2 separate regions of the Homo sapiens genome follow, and region 1 is linked to region 2. Evidence: chromatin contacts called from ENCODE Hi-C or POLR2A ChIA-PET data. All regions are on one chromosome and are shown on one strand. The core of a region is the stretch at or near the end of the contact, and the rest is flanking DNA. Distances in the headings are between cores, read along the strand shown.

Region 1 (2,700 bases), core at 36-2,535, 71 kb after region 2:
TTTATCAGACTCCAGGTATTGTGTTTTCTCCTTTTGTGAGGCACCACGGTGTGCATGGGCTGTCTTGTCGTTGTACTCGGACACATCTCGGCACAGTGGATTTTGCGGTCCATTTTGAATGGCACTGGAGCAACTCTCTTTCTGAATTTGTGCTATAAAGTCACTGGATGTGCCCCAATCAGAGGGCAATGCTGAATTTAAACAAACAAACAAAAAATGAAACACTTCAAAGGGGAAACCCTGTGAGCTTTCCAAGAGTAAAACAGAAAATGACAACAAAACGCTGCAGGGGATATTGAATCATGAGAATCAAACAGAAACACAAGAGGAGGGAGGGCTGCAAGAACACAGCCACTGTCTCCAGGGTGGGCCAGTGTCAGAGGGGGCAGAAGGTCACCCGCTCACCAGGGACAGGCAGGAAGAACAGTGCCGAGAGCCTCCCGTGGAGCCGGGACTGTGGGAGGCATTTTCCTAAACCAGGAGAGCAAATATTTCCAATGCACTAATGCAGGGCGCTAACCAAGACGCTGAGGCTCAGATAAGTCATGTGCCAGCCAAGAGCAGGCGGCAACTGAGAGGCAGAGCAAGGACTCAACTCAGGACCAGAGGTGGCCCATGTCCCGCGGTGCCTACAGCAGTGTTCCTCAAAGTTAATGTGGACGAGATTCAACTGGGAGTCTTGTTAAAATGCAGACTGTGATCCAGCAGGCCTTGGGTGGAGCCTGAGAGTGCATTTCCAACAAGCTCCCGTGATGCTGATGCTCCCGGTCCCAGGACCGCCCTTTGAGCAAGTCCTACGATCAGTGGTTCTTAAACCTTAGCAAGCAACAGAATCGCCCTGGAGAGCCCCTTAGAACACAAGTTGCTGGGTCCCACCCCCAGAGTTTGTGACTCAGAAGGTGTTGGATGGGCCTGAGAACTTGCATTTTATAAAAGTCCCAGGTGAGGCTAATGCTCCTGGCTCGGGGAAAATGTTCCAAGAATCATTGCCCTACTAGACTGTGGCTCCACCGGGGGTGAGCAGGGAGCAGTTCTCGGCCTGCTCCAGTGCTGCTGCTTAGGCCTTTCTGTGTTCTGAAGAAGGAGTTAGGGCCTTGTTCTTGAGAGGGTCTGGAAGTGGGATTGTTCTTGTCCAGAGACCCTCATCTTTTGGATGTGGCATTAGGAGGGACAGGGCTGTATGTGTCTATGTGTGTGTGTGTGTGTGTGTCTGTGTGGTGTGACGAGTCTCCAAAGCCCTTTTAATCTCCGTGCAGAACCAGGTGGTGATAGGAGAGGCCAGAGAATTTCTCAAGCAGCTTGAGGACTCACCCATAAAAAAGCCGCTTGCAGTACATCAGTTATATTATGTTGTCGAACAGAGCTTCCTGCTTGTTGGGTCTTGGAGTTTAATAAAAAAATATATTATGACTCAGTCCAAACTTACAAAAGTCCTTGGGGAATCTGAAATGAATCATGTTAAGCTCTTGTTATAAAACAAACAGTCATTTCTTTCACAAGCCTGTATCCACAGCAGACTAGCTGTAGAGGTGGGAGAAAGGGAAGGTGGGGAAAAGACTCAGGGCAAGGGGTGAAATTTTTGCCCGGAGTTTTCTTAAACAACCAGAGACCTTCAGGCTGAAGGAAGACAGAGCCCAAAGAGGCTGTGTGTGGGGGAAAATGCTTCTTTAATGGTGGGCTCACCCTCTAACAGCAGAAGGTAGCTAAGGAAGTAAGGATTTAGAGGTTACCTCCTTCAGAAAGCCTTCCTTGATTTCTCCAGGAAGAATGGCTCTAAACTTCACAGCCCTTTATCTTTGTCACTGAGCACAGAAACCCAGCTCTGTACATGCCAACTGTTTATGGCCATGGTGCTCTCCTACTGGACTGAATCTTCTGAGCTGACTGAATGCAGGCACACCTTATCTCCCAAGTTGCCATCCTGCACGTGGAAGCCTCTGAGAGGTAGCAGAAGCCCTGCAGCCATTGCATGTTTGATTGACTGACTGACTTGACAAAGTTTCTCAGTCTCCCTATCTTTCTTCTCATACTGAAGGAAGAAACTTCATATGTTGTCAGAGCCCAGATTACAGTAACAAAACTTGAACTAGGACGTGGATCAGTGTGCAGTTGTCAATAGGGCATTAGCCAGCATCAAAATACATTTTTTCATGTAGAGTCCTGGCTGGGTGCCCTCCCTAGAGGGAAAAGTGAGCATATCATCCCTGGCTCCACTACCTACTTAACTGGGGGACCTCAGACTGTCACTTTCCTTCTCTGTGCCTTAGTTTCTTCACCTGAAAAGCAGGGATAATAATGGAACCAACATTGTGGCATTTTGAAAAGGTTAAATGAGATGTCACGTGAAAAGTACCTAGCATATAACACTTTATAGAAAAAGAAAGGAAGATAGAAAAAGAAAACAATTGGCCGGGTGCAGTGGCTCACGCTCGTAATCCCAGCACTTTGGGAGGCTGAGGTGGGCAGATCACCTGAGGTCAGGAGTTCGAGACCAGCCTGGCCAACATGGTGAAACCCTGTCTCTAATACAAATACAAAAATTAGCCAGCCATGGTGACGGGTACCTGTAATCCCAGCTACTCGGGAGGTTGAGACAGGAGAATTGCTTGAACCAGGGAAGCGGAGTTTGCAGTGAGCTGAGATTGTGCCACTGCACTCCAGCCTGAGTGACAGAGAAAGACTTTGTCTAAAAAAAAAAAA
Region 2 (2,700 bases), core at 55-2,554:
TAAAAACATAGGTCATTCTCAATTCTTTGCTTTCCCTCACAGACCATGTTCCTCCCCAACTCCAATCCATCAGCAAATCCTGCTAACCCTATCTGCAAGTTATATCCCACGTGGCCTTCTCCTTTGTGTCCTTCTCTGATTTCATCCCTGACTTAGGCATCATCAATTCTTGCTTAGACAACAGCAGGAGTGTTCTAATTCATCTTTTCTGTTCCTTTTTTTTTTTTTTTTGAGTCAGGGTCTCTATCTGTCACCCAGGCTGGAGTGTTGTGGTGTGATCTTGGCTCACTGCAACCTCTGCCTCAACCTTCAGAGTAGCTGGGATTACAAGTGTGCACCACCACGCCCAGCTAAATTTTTTGTATTTTTAGTAGAGACGGAGTTTCTCCGTGTTGGCCAGGCTGGTCTGCAACTCCTGACCTCAACTGATTCGCCTGCCTCGGCCTCCCAAAGTGCTGGGATTACAGGCGTGAGCCACCGTGCCTGGCCCTCGTCTCTCCATTTTCATACTTGTCCTTCTTATAATCCATTATTCAAGAAGCAATCAGAGTAATTTTTCCAAAATGTAAATCTCATCATATCTTTTCCTTGCTCAGAATTTTCTAGCAGCTCTCTACTGTACCAAGAATCAAAAACTAAACTTATTTTGGCCCTAACTTTGTTCAATAAGTATTTGTTAAATAAATGAACACACAGTCGACATGTATTTATTGAGTACATTTTATCGACCAGGCTCAGTCAAGGCACATTTTTAGCTTCTGTCACACTTATGTCACCGTTGGAAGGAAAACTTCATCTTTATTCCTGATAGTTATTTCCATGGGAAGGGAGCCCCATTAGTGTTCTTGTGAGCCATCTTGCCCCTTTGGTCACAGGTAGTGGTATGAGTTACATGAATGGTAAACTGAGGAAGAATATGGTTATTCTCGGTTGAGTCTCAATTTTCTTCTTCTTGGCAGTTGGCAACTTTTTTTTATGTTCCTCCAGGAGCTGGCTTATCCTCTGCCTCATCCAACGTGGCCTATCACCAGGTGGGTCAGTCTGCCTAATTCTGGGTCCAATTATCAAGCCTATTTAGCTGTTACACTAAGCTAAATTATTCATTATCAATAATAAACATGGTATTTTAGCTTTCATCTGCTATCTTCCATTTATTTCTCAACACGCTTAGGACTTAGGTAGAGAAGGGTTGCTACTTATTGGGCTGCCTCAAAGACCTCAGATACCCTTGCAAAACAGGAGAAGCCAGTTGCATAAAGCCTGGTGCAGAGCTGCTGGCAACCCAAGGGTATAGCAATCTGGGACTCGAGAAGTGAAAGCTGTAATAGTGCAGTTGCCGCCTGAGCAAGGATCATGTGGGACTCACAGTGAAAACTGAAGTACAAATTTAGCAGCCGCATTTAGCCCAGAAGAATGTCTTCAGGAATGAATCACGAAGGGAATGTTGTCATTTGTGCAAAGAGACAGAGGGTTATAAGGGAAAAGGTGGCTAGAGAGTCTCATTTATGTTTATGAAAACAGATGGCCTTTTTGAAAAACAGAAAGCCAAAACAAAAGCATCATTTATTCCAGGAGTTTAGAGATTTTTCTATTGACATCACATAAAAAACCCATCTCTTAAGCTTTTTAACCCCCTGGGGAATTCATAAATAGCACTTCTTAAAATAAAAGCAAAATGAGTTTTCATAAAGATGTAAGTTACATAAGACTACCTTGGTCTCCCCGCCCCCACAGCTTATCCTCCCTTTGTCTGTTCTTTGCCCGGGTGCTTCTAAAAACCAACACTCTGCTGGGAGGGGTTTGCAAGAGGTGGCAAAGGTGAAACGTTGTACATGATGCTCTCGGGGGAGAGATGTACTGACTCATACCTCCCTATGTCTCAGATACCCCTACAGCAAGTGAAAGACTGGGCTGGAATTTTGATTTTGTTTCCTCACTATCTTTAATTTTTTTTTCTTCAACCCATTCTTCCCTTTGTCTTCAGACTGATTTAAAATGAAAAAATCGATGCCTGTGCTTACAGCTACAGCTGTGCCTAGTGCATGTCTTTCATCGGCTCTTCCAGATCCACTGCTCTCCTTTTCCAGCCTGTTCTGTGCCCTGCAAGGCTGCTCTTTAACCACTGGGTCAACTGGGCTCTCTCTGGCTTGCAGCTGGGTTCAGCCAATGGGAGACTCTGGCAGGAGGTGTGAGGAGGTTGGGAGAAGAATGAGGTTAGGGTTTCTATTCTCCAGATGACCTCCCTGCTGGGAAATTGCTGTGTTGCTATGTAGGAAGGCACGACTCCTTTGGGCAGCCTTTTGCTACAGCTATCATATTGCTACACCTCTCTCTAAGTTGCAGGAACTTCTCCTTCACCTTGCTCATCAGGTCTAGGAGTGACAGCTCCCAGCTGTTGTTAGCCTCAGGGTACTTTGCCAACCTTAGTGGTTGTCCTTAATCCTGCTCATACTTTTAAAATAATCCCTTCACTACACTCTCCTCAGCTACCCCATATGACAATGCCACTGTTTCTTGCCAGGATCCTAAGTAATATACTATCTATCTCTATATCAATATCTCTATCTATACATCTGTCTTTATTTGACTTCAAATAGAGCTCTATTTCTTTCTTTGCTGTCCCCATCAGACTTCTTGAACAAATACCCTAGAAAGTTTGAGTTCAGCAGGGCATATTGGACCGTCAAACCTGGTGTTAAC

The links. Hi-C counts contacts between places; a loop is a spot of excess contacts on that map. ChIA-PET counts read pairs that join two places held with the same protein, here RNA polymerase II (POLR2A). Pooled maps may share reads with other maps.
Region 1: a map of ascending aorta shows a loop between it and region 2 (2.6-fold over the local background). The contact joins two enhancer-like sites. A Hi-C loop is called at or near these places in 4 of 168 maps with a recorded cell type or tissue (IMR-90, aorta, ascending aorta and 1 more) and 4 of 50 pooled maps. POLR2A ChIA-PET finds 5 or more read pairs at or near these places in 1 of 52 experiments (K562).

What each region holds. Positions count from the first base shown.
Region 1 is chr11:79,243,251-79,245,950 of GRCh38, forward strand. The region is part of intron 2 of TENM4 (teneurin transmembrane protein 4); the gene reads right to left. Among named protein-coding and RNA genes, the nearest start is that of TENM4-AS1, 150 kb to the left of the region's middle. Within about 2 kb of position 1,286, at least 8 of the 41 ENCODE cell types and tissues checked have a DNase peak (open chromatin) inside an H3K27ac peak, as active enhancers do; they include ascending aorta, where a contact is called at or near this core.
Region 2 is chr11:79,172,452-79,175,151 of GRCh38, forward strand. All of the region lies in intron 3 of TENM4 (teneurin transmembrane protein 4), which reads right to left. Among named protein-coding and RNA genes, the nearest start is that of TENM4-AS1, 81 kb to the left of the region's middle. Within about 2 kb of position 1,305, at least 4 of the 41 ENCODE cell types and tissues checked have a DNase peak (open chromatin) inside an H3K27ac peak, as active enhancers do; they include ascending aorta, where a contact is called at or near this core.